2 separate regions of the Homo sapiens genome follow, and region 1 is linked to region 2. The links are chromatin loops, found by intact Hi-C in ENCODE. Cell type or tissue: thyroid gland. All regions are shown on one strand.

Region 1 (5,000 bases), 52 kb before region 2:
TAAACTTGAACTCTGCAGTGAACTGTGGTGCTTGCAGTGACATTGGCCAGGAGCAAGCCCTGTACCTGTGAGCTGGTGGCTCTGCCCTGGAGTGACTACTGCTCAAAGTTGCTTTTAATATTTATTTATGAGACGGAGTCTTGCTCTGTTGCCCAGGCTGGAGTGCAGTGGCATGATCTCGGCTCACTGCAACCTCCGCCTCCTGGGTTCAAGCCAATTCTCTGCCTCAGCTTCCCAAGTAGCTGGGAATACAGGCGCCTGCCACCATGCCCGGCTAATTTTTTTTTATTTTTGTATTTTTAGTAGAGACAGGGTTTCACCATCTTGACCAGGCTGGTCGGTAGCACAAAAGAAAGGAGGGGCCCTTGGCCCAAGATGGGACGAATCAAGCTTGACAGGATGATTGCCAGATCTTTTTTTTTTTTTTTTTTGAGACGGGGGTCTTGCTCTGTCGCCCAGGCTGGAGTGCAGTGGGGCAATTCGGCTTACTGCAACCTCCATCTCCCGGGTTCAAGCAATTCTCCTGCCTCAGCCACCCAAGTAGCTGGGATTACAGGCACCCGCCACCATACCTGGCTAATTTATAAATTTTTAGTAGAGACAGGGTTTCACCATGTTGGCCAGGCTGGTCTCAAACGCCCCGCCTCAATTTCCCAAATTGCCGGGATTACAGGTGCGAGCCACTATGCCCAGCCTATTTTATTTGTAAAGGAAAACTGGATTTTTCTGCCCAGGATTAGAGCAGGAGAAATGTAATGGGCCAGCAAGGCTGCTCTCAGGAGAGGCCTTCCTCCCCTGTGGAGGGCGAGACATCCTCATGGGGACTCAATTCAGAACATAACAGGAAAAAGCGAGTGACTCCAAAGACAGCCACAGGTGTGGAGTCTGGAAATCAAAATCACAGATACTCCACTCCTCTTTGTGTCTTCCAGCCCCATAATGTCACCCCATTATAGTCCAAGACCCTTCCTGTACCAGGAGGCCCCCCCATAGGCCTGCAAGGTGTGTATTAAACTGATGGTGACGTTGTGACTGCTTGTCCAGATGGGCCCCTGAGTGAAATGGGGCACTACTGATAGTTCCCTGGTGGTCCTGGGAACACTGGGGTATATGGTCACCCTAACTGTTGTGCTGGATTGATAGATAGGGTTGGTCACTTGCCCGAGGCCGATGGCTGGTACATGGCAGAGCTGAGATATTCACTGTGTTCTGGCTGTTTCCACCGTACCATGTTGTTCCCAGCCCTCTGTTTTCTTTCCACCCCACTTCCCATGACTTGCTTCCCCTTTGAGACGTGGTGCTAGTAAATCTTAGATTCCCTTGGCCTGTACTGCCTGCCTCTGTTACAAATGCCTTAGAGTTTGGAGAAGAGATGGAAAGATCTATACAATGTAAAGCCAGAGAATTTTAACTTTTTTTTTTTTTTTTTTGGAGACGGAGTCTTGCTCTGTTGCCTAGGCTGGAGTGCAGTGGCACTATCTCGGCTCGCTGTATCCTCTGCCTCCTGGGTTCAAGCAATTCTCTACCTCAGCCTCCCAAGTAGCTGGGATTACAGGCGCCCGCCACCACGCCTGGCTAATTTCTTTGTATTTTTAGTAGAGACGGGGTTTCACCATCTTGGCCAGGCTGGTCTTGAATTCCTGACCTTGTGATCCACCCACCTCGGCCTCCCAGAGTGCTGGGATTACAGGTGTGAACCACCGCACCTGGCCTGAGAATTTTAACTTTTTATTGCTCTAAAGTTGCCATTAGTTTGACCAACTAACCAATGAATGAGCTGTAGTGGGTTGCTGGAGAGGTGATGCTTAGTGTCCGAGTGTTTTGCGCTGGGCCTCGGTGGTCCTGGTGGCGGATGTTGGTATGCCCCTGCTCCCCTGCCCTGACTGCACCCGTTTTCTCCCGGCAGTCGTCCCTGGGGATGAGCCCAGGGAGAAGATGGACTTGGTCACCTACTTTGGAAAGAGACCCCCAGGCGTGCTGCATTGCACAACCAAGTTTTGTGACTACGGGAAGGCTCCCGGGGCAGAGGAGTACGCTCAACAAGATGTGAGTCTTCCCCAGGGACACATGGGGGAGGTGGGAGGTTGGGGGAGAAGGGGCTGCAGCATCTTCTGAAGATAGGTACCGGTGCCAGGCAGGGACCAAAAACCAGATGGCAGCTCAAGAAAAATGGCATCTCCTCCTCCTAGCTCCCCTGTCCCCAGGCGTAGCTGCATAGACCTCAGCCGCAGGTTCTAAGGAGCCTGCCCTGGCAGTACTGCCAGCCTGTGCATTCACCTGCCCCCAAGCACCTTCGCCTTCTGCAGATTCATGGAGAATGCTGGTCCACAGTGGGCTCCTGCTCTGGTCTCTCTGAGCCTGTTTTACCTTCCAAAGACTAGGAGTCCTTCGCCCCCAGGGAGCCTGGTGCACTGAGGTCCCCATCCCTGTCCCCAGGTCTGAGGTCTGGCCTGGCCCCAGAGTGAGGGAGTTTCATACGATAATGAAGCTTATTGGCTAATGGGTACGAGACCTTTCTGCACCACACAGCTGGCACCTTACACCCACAGCCACTGACAGTGATCCCTGAATGCCAGGCATGTCACCCATATCCACAGTCTCCAACTTCCAAGTGTCCACCCCCAAGCCCACTCTCCCACTTCTCTGCCTAGGTTAGCACAATCGTTTGTTTGTTCACTAGAGTGTCCTCCCAAATGGAAGCTCCCCTGAGGGCGAGTTTTTAAGTTTCGTTGACTCCTGTGGTTCCAGCACCCTAGCATAGTGGAATGAATATGTAACACCTGAGCTACCATCCCTAACCATGCCTTCATTTAGCATTTATTAACTACCCATTTCATGCCAGACACTGTTGGGACAAGGGATCGTGAGCAAAAATAGAAAAGCGTTTATGCTGAGATGGGATGGGCTGTCTCAAAGAATCAGATAGAAGCAGACATATCATCAGATGGGAACCAAAGTGTAAGAGCAGGTTTCCATCAAGGGCGAGTCTGACCTCAGTCTGACCTCACCCTGTCCTCCAGGGCGCTGTCTGGGTCCCAGGGGAAGCTGAGCGGTGCCAACAGTAGCAGCTGTTGTGTGCGCGGACACCCCTGTGGGCTGTTTACCTAGTCACTCTCATAACCACATTAACTCTGAGGTAGGCTCTGGTTCTCCCTGTTTTACGGGTGATGAAGCCAAGGCACCGAGAGGTCAGCCAGCCCGCTGAGGCCGGAAGCCAGTGTGCAGGGAGCTGGGCTCCCTCAGGAAGTCCGGCTGTCCCCGTGTGGCCCTGTCTGAGCGCCTTCGTGTTTCTCACTTGAGCCTGGAGCGCCTATGGAAGGTGCGTGCCGCAGTTGTTAGTGGATGCTGGGCCTATACCGACCCCTGCTCAGCTGTGCTCACTTCTGTTAGACTTCCCCTTCTCTCCTCCAGGAGGGACCCTCCCTGGGTCAGCTGTTCCTCAAGAGCCTGCCATCTCTAGCTTGGGCCCCTCTTTCTCACTCTCCCCAGGTGTTAAAGAAATCTTACTCCAAGGCCTTCACGCTGACCATCTCTGCCCTCTTTGTGACACCCAAGACGACTGGGGCCCGGGTGGAGTTAAGCGAGCAGCAACTGCAGTTGTGGCCGAGTGATGTGGACAAGCTGTCACCCACTGACAACCTGCCGCGGGGGAGCCGCGCCCACATCACCCTCGGCTGTGCAGCTGACGTAGAGGCCGTGCAGACGGGCCTTGACCTCTTAGAGATTCTGCGGCAGGAGAAGGGGGGCAGCCGAGGCGAGGAGGTGGGCGAGCTAAGCCGGGGCAAGCTCTATTCCTTGGGCAATGGGCGCTGGATGCTGACCCTGGCCAAGAACATGGAGGTCAGGGCCATCTTCACGGGGTACTACGGGAAAGGCAAACCTGTGCCCACGCAAGGTAGCCGGAAGGGGGGCGCCTTGCAGTCCTGCACCATCATATGAGTGTTCTCACCACCACTTATGCCCCTAGAAGGGAAGGGGAGAGGGAAACGTGCCCTCTGTTTGATCCTTGTTTTGTGACATTTTTTTTTTTTTTTTTTTTACTCAAAGTTAACCTACCTGTAACTTTTTAAAAACTTGTAAAATAACTGACCCTCCCTTCCTGTCCGCCCTCTTCCCCTCTAATGCTCACGCTCCCAACACAAGGTGGGCAGGGAGGCACCATTCAGGAACCTGGACCAAAGCTGACGAGGCTGGGCCAAGCCAGGGATGGGGCCACAGCCAGAACCCCGAGCCCTACTTCCAGGTTCTGGTTAGCTCAGCCCCAGCCCAGCCCAGCTGCTCTGCCCAGAGCTGGGTGAGTGGGGAGACACCTCAGAGCCCCGCAAAACCCACTGACCGGAGGCAAAAGGCAGTGGGGCTGGGGGTAGTTTTCCATGGTCACAGAGAACTAGTGGTGGCTCTGAGAAGGGGAGGACCTCTGGGCTTTGATTCCATCTCCTTGTCTTTTTTCTTTGTTTTTAGAGACAGGGTCCTGCTATTTCCCAAGCTGGAGTGCAGTGGTGCGATCATGGCTCACTGCAGCCTCGAACTCCTGGGCTCAAGCAATCCTCCTGAGTGATCCCATTTCTTAATCAGTGTAGCCCCAAGAAGGCTGGGGCTATTTACCAGGGTAGAAAAAGGAGCTTACCTCCCACCTTTGGTCCTAAGTCCCTGCCCCCTCCCCTTCACACCATAACTAGGTAACAGTTTGATAACTAGGGAAGAAAGCAGAACAGTTAAGCAGCCGCCACATCCCCGCTGGCTGGGGGCCTCACTCCAGGAAGGGGCTGGACTGGCTGTCCTTTCCAGTGGCCTGGCTCCGCTGTGTGGATGGGGAGATCGGGGCCAGAGGCAGAACCCTGGTGAGGAAGCTCCAGTCCTGCTCTCTACCCAGCCCATCTTGCCTCCATGGTGCCTCTGGAGGCCTCTGGGCCTCCTCTAACAGGGGCTGGTGGGCACCAAGAGCCAATGGAGTAGACCCCTGGCTGGTAAGGGCCAAGTCCCACCGGTTGCTTCTGGGA
Region 2 (5,000 bases):
CTGTCAATTCTCTGGCCTCCTCAGCCCCCTACATTCCTTTCTCCCCATTTGGTCAGCCTTAAGATGCTCTCATCACTCACATTTCCCATCTCTCTCTCCACTTCAGACAGTTTTCTCATTTTATACCAGGTTCGGAGATGATCGAGACGCAGGAGGACATCTACGTGGGCTCCATTGAGACAGACCGGGGGGTGCGAGAGCAGGTGCGTTTCTATGACACCCGGGGGCTCCGAGATGGGGCCGAACTGCCCCGACACTGCTTCTCTTGCACTGATGGCTACGTCCTGGTCTATAGCACAGATAGCAGAGAGTCTTTTCAGCGTGTGGAGCTGCTCAAGAAGGAGATTGACAAATCCAAGGACAAGAAGGAGGTGTGTGGCATAGGCTTCTGGTGGGAGCCTCAGTGGTCAGAGAGTTTGGGCGGAGGGCTGGTTTGGGAAGCCTGGCATGGCTCCATTCTTCACTCCAAGGTGAGTTAGGAGCCAGAGGTGGGGTGGAGGCCACTGAGGGTATCTTTACCCTCAGGATTGGCTGCATGTTGAGTCTGCTCAACAAAAGAGGCCTCTTTGTGGTTTAAGGGGTCCCTGACCTAATGTATGAAGCCCCCATTTAGTTGTTGAAGGGGTCACTGACCTAATGTATGAAGCCCCCACTTAGTTGTATGAAGTCCCCACATAGTTGTCCTTCCTGATGGTTCTGTGCTTTTAGCTATGAAAGCCCTTCTTTTGTTTGTTTGTTTGTTTGTTTGTTTGAGACAGGGTCTCACTCTGCCACCCAGGCTGGAGTGCAGTGGCATGATCACAGCTCACTGCAGCCTCAACCTCCCAAGGCTTAGGTGGTCCTCCTGCCTCAGCCCCCTGCTAAGACTACAGGTGCATGCCACCACACCTGGCTAAGTTTTGTATTTTTAGTAGAGATGGGGTTTTGTCATGTTGCTCAGGCTGGTCTCAAACTCCTGGACTCAAGCAGTCCACCTGCCTCAGCCTCCCAAAGTGTTGGGATTACAGGCGTAAGCCACTGCATCTGGCCACGAAGGCCCTTCTGTTCTCCAGAATCCCACAGTAAGCTGCAGGGTTCTGGGAGTGCTTCCTCACCTGTTGTTGAGCCAGAAACTGACTGCTAATAATGAGCATGTATGGGCAATACAGAGCTGGTGATAGAACTCCTAAAAGGAGGGCTAGATGGAGGCCAGAATTTGAACAGAGGAAAGAGAAAAAAAGCAACCATCTCCTTCCCCACAATGAGTGGTATGGAATCTAGAAAGAGATGAGATATCAGCCATTGAGCTTTCCTCTCATAGAACTCCTAGGTGGTTGCCAGCCCCCATGTCCATTCCTGGTTCTATGGTACATTCACAGGCCTATGCTCTGTCCCTCTTCCCCAGGTCACCATCGTGGTCCTTGGCAACAAGTGTGACTTACAGGAGCAGCGGCGTGTAGACCCAGATGTGGCTCAGCACTGGGCCAAGTCAGAGAAGGTGAAGCTGTGGGAGGTGTCAGTGGCGGACCGGCGCTCCCTCCTGGAGCCCTTTGTCTACTTGGCCAGCAAGATGACGCAACCCCAGAGCAAGTCTGCCTTCCCCCTCAGCCGGAAGAACAAGGGCAGCGGCTCCTTGGATGGCTGAAGAGCTGCCGTTCCTCTTTCACGATCCCAGCCCCATTTCAGTGTCTGGGGCTCTGGTAGATGTGTTGAGGGCAAAGTAGAGGACAAGCTGTCTTTCCCAGTCAGCCAGGGAGCTCCCCGCCAGGCCACGCCCCAGCCACTTTGCTCCCTCTCACCTCTGGGAAGTGCAAATACTCTTGGTTGACATCCCCTTCCTCAGCCCTCCCAGCCTACTCCCCATCCCAGCTTTTAGAGGATCTGCTCCACTGTCTCCTGGGGCAGTTGTGGGTCACTGTCCCTTCCAGCTGCCCCAGACAGGAAGCAGAGTCACCACGCAGCAGTGTCCCTTCTTGGGTCTGAGTTCCTATTATAGGTAGGGGCCCCACCCTCTGGGCTTCCCATCAGCGACACACACACACTTATGGCACCAGCCTGGACTCCAGAAAAAGGGTGTCCAGGTATTGTGTGTATGCATTTAGTTGTGCACACACAAATATGCTCCTATACTGGCATTAGGCGTCTCCTCATCCCTCACCCTGACCTTTCTCCTGTCCTTTTCTTGGCTGGAAGAAGTTGGCCTCCTGGGAGTGTAGTTTTCTGTTTTAAATCCCCCACCCCTGGCTGGGCTCAGTGGCTCACCCCTGTAATCCCAGCACTTTGGGAGGCCAAGGCGGGTCGATTACTTGAGGTCAGGAGTTCACGACCAGCCTGGCCAACATTGTGAAACCCCATCTCTGCCAAAAATACAAAAGTTAGCCGGGCGTAGTGGCACATGCCTGTAATCCCAGCTACCCGGGGAGGCTGAGGCAGGAGAATTGCTTGAACTCAGAAGGCGGAGGCTGCAGTGAGCCGAGATCGTGCCACTGCACTCCAGCCTGGTCAACAGAGCAAGACTCCATCTCGAAGAAAAAAAAAAAAAATTCCCCACCCCTACCAATTGTTTTACTTCCTCTTCCTGCTCAGGGAGCAGATGGGCCTCACTGGTTGAGATGGAATAGAATAACTGGGCTATGAGTCACCAGCCCACTTTGTGACCCAGCAAGACCTTTCCCCTCTCTGGGCATCAGTTTCTCATCTGTAAGATGACCAGAGTTGCTTAGATGATCTCCTAGATCCTTTCCAGTTCTCTTGATTTCGTAAAGCCAATGGCTTCTCCCTCTTTAAGGTGCTATGCCAACCAGCCCTGGAGGCTGGGATCTGCCGCTCCCTCCAGCCACCAGGGGGCAGGAGTGCACTACCTGCTGTCAGTCACCAGAGTGGCCGCTCAGTGCCCAGCCCGCCAGCCTCGCTCTTGGAGGCTGCTCTTTATCCTGCCTGTGGTTTTCAGCTCAGAGCTGGACTTCTATTTATAAGTTACCTGTATTTATATTTATATGCCCGCTCTCATGGTGAAGGCTGGACAAGGTGCTCCTCTGGCCCCTCCTTCTTACCTCAGATGCCTGAACAGAACAAGGCAAACCCGTAGCAGCCTCTCAGGAGCTGACAGGTCCTCTTTCGGGGCTCAGGAGGGTGGGCACACACCCAGCGGCCTGCAGAGTAAGCTTATTACCCACAACTGTGCCCGCTTTGTGCTTCTAAGGTGCACACCTAGCCTAGGTGAGACACTGCAGCCAGGCAACCACCGACACACGCCCCTTCTCAAAGCCAGAGGTGAGTGGGGCAGGTGCCCGGGGCTGGGTGAGTGGAATTAGGACACACACAGGCTTGGGCTTCAAGTTCATTTATTGATGCATTGGTTGGACACAATAAAACCACAATTGTTATCAAAAAGTTTCCCTCCCCTCCCCCTTTTTCTGGTTCTCCCATTGGAAATGTCTTTAAAAAACAAAAAAAAGATACAGGGGGATACTGGCAGGGTCCCATATTGTGGGGTGGGGAGGGGGCAGTGCTGCAGTGGAAAGGAGTTTGTGACATTGACATTGACAGCATGAAAATGGGTCTTGCCAGTGCATGTGAGACTGCCTCCCAACACTCAGCTTCACAGTGGCAGGGGCTGGTTGGGAGAAGGGAAAGCTGAATTTAGTGCTAGGACCAGTTTGGAGTGGGAAGCTGTAGGGGAAAGCTCTTCCTTTGGGAGCTCTGCGGGGGGTTCGGTGTTAGCTGAGTCCATAGTCTGAGGGAGACCCACACCCGCCCTCCAAGAGTTGGGGTTCAGGAAGTCAGAGAAAGGCTAAGAAGAAGAGCTTCTGAGGGATGAGTTACTCCCTCAATATTAAGACTGGGCTTATCAGCAAGTATCACTTGAACCAGGGAGGCAGAGGCTGCATGCAGTGAGCCAAGATTGCACCACTGCACTCTAACCTGGGCAACAGAATGATACTCTCAGACAGAAAAAAAGACTGGGCCCATGAATGCCCAGAAGACTTAAGATTAAAACAAAACCCTGGGCCCAACCAGAACATCACCTCCTCTCTTAGTCCCACCCCTTCAGAGCAGATGAAGCCCCCAAAAGCTTTCAGAACCAGCCCCACTACCTCCTTGGCTCTGCCCCACCTTAGCACTGCTGATCGAAGGACTTTTGGGTCCCCCTTTCTCCTCCATGGTCCTCTGTCACACTCCCATGGTCACCTTGTCCTGACAGCCTTGAGCCTGCTGCAGCTAGAGACCCCATCCCTATCTCCAGTGAAGCCCCAAAGCCTAGGAATAGAGGTCAGAGAGTCGTCCCCTGGCTAGGAGAGGATGGCTTGTAGAAGCTAAGATTCCTAGAGTCTGGCCATGTGGGTCTTGGGTGGAGGAAAGTGAGAGCACCACATGGCTGGGGCTGAGATTTTGCATAGATCTTTGGGGTCTGTCAGGGTGGGAAATGCAGGCAAGCCTAGGATTAACCCTGGAAGGCCTGCGAAAGGAGGGTGGGGACAGTCCTTGGAAGGCAGCTGCCCTTAAAACTAGCCCAGCTCTTTCTGGATCGGGCAGGACCCCTGAAGCTGTTCACAGTCCCTGTGGCATGTAGGAAACCAAGGTGTCTCAGGACAGGAGGAGACAAGGAGTGGCTATTGGGAAATCAGCTCTGGCCTCCCCATGAGGGCTAATAAGGGGCAAGGACGATAGGTCCTGTGGCAGGGCGGACAGCTCCTGCTGGGGTGCGAAACAGAGCTGGGCCCAGGATGGGAGCCGGGAAGAGGGTAGTGGCTGCTGTAGGGGCAGGGCGGAGGGCCAGGGGCCCTGGCAGAGCACAGATGGCAGTGGCTGCGGTGGGGAGCGGGCTGGGCAGGAAGCGGGCTGCCAACGTCTTGGTGAGTTGCTTCTGCAAGGCCAGTTTAGACTACACGGAAAAGAAAGGAATGGACACAGTCTCCACCCCAGAAAACCCCACCCCCTCCCTGGGGCCCATCCTCAAGCTTTTTGCTGCAGGGAAAGCGTGCCTTTTAGAGTTCCAAACCTAAATCCTCCTCCCTTCC

What was found. Peaks named below come from ENCODE experiments on the same cell type or tissue, not always from the same donor. Only the 100,000 strongest peaks of a DNase experiment are listed, where the experiment ranks them.
Region 1: a loop joins it to region 2, with 2.3 times the contacts of the local background. A loop is called at or near these places in 75 of 110 quality-filtered maps.

Annotation. Positions count from the first base shown.
Region 1 is chr17:41,969,986-41,974,985 of GRCh38, forward strand. CNP (2'',3''-cyclic nucleotide 3'' phosphodiesterase) reads left to right here. Exons shown (of 4, transcript NM_033133.5): 3 at 1,907-2,046; 4 at 3,490-5,000. The coding sequence ends at 3,939. Among named protein-coding and RNA genes, the nearest start is that of CNP, 5.7 kb to the left of the region's middle. RefSeq lists an enhancer at 3,188-3,307. In thyroid gland, no CTCF peak of the experiment used is centred here; no DNase peak of the experiment used is centred here; H3K27ac peaks cover 551 bases.
Region 2 is chr17:42,022,270-42,027,269 of GRCh38, forward strand. It overlaps NKIRAS2 (NFKB inhibitor interacting Ras like 2), which reads left to right. Exons shown (of 4, transcript NM_017595.6): 3 at 130-371; 4 at 1,385-3,372. The coding sequence ends at 1,624. ZNF385C (zinc finger protein 385C) reads right to left here. Exons shown (of 9, transcript NM_001392013.1): 9 at 3,307-4,864. The coding sequence ends at 4,628. Among named protein-coding and RNA genes, the nearest start is that of NKIRAS2, 4.7 kb to the left of the region's middle. RefSeq lists an enhancer at 2,668-2,717. In thyroid gland, a CTCF peak has its summit at 2,822 (motif pointing right); a DNase peak (open chromatin) is centred at 2,852; H3K27ac peaks cover 746 bases.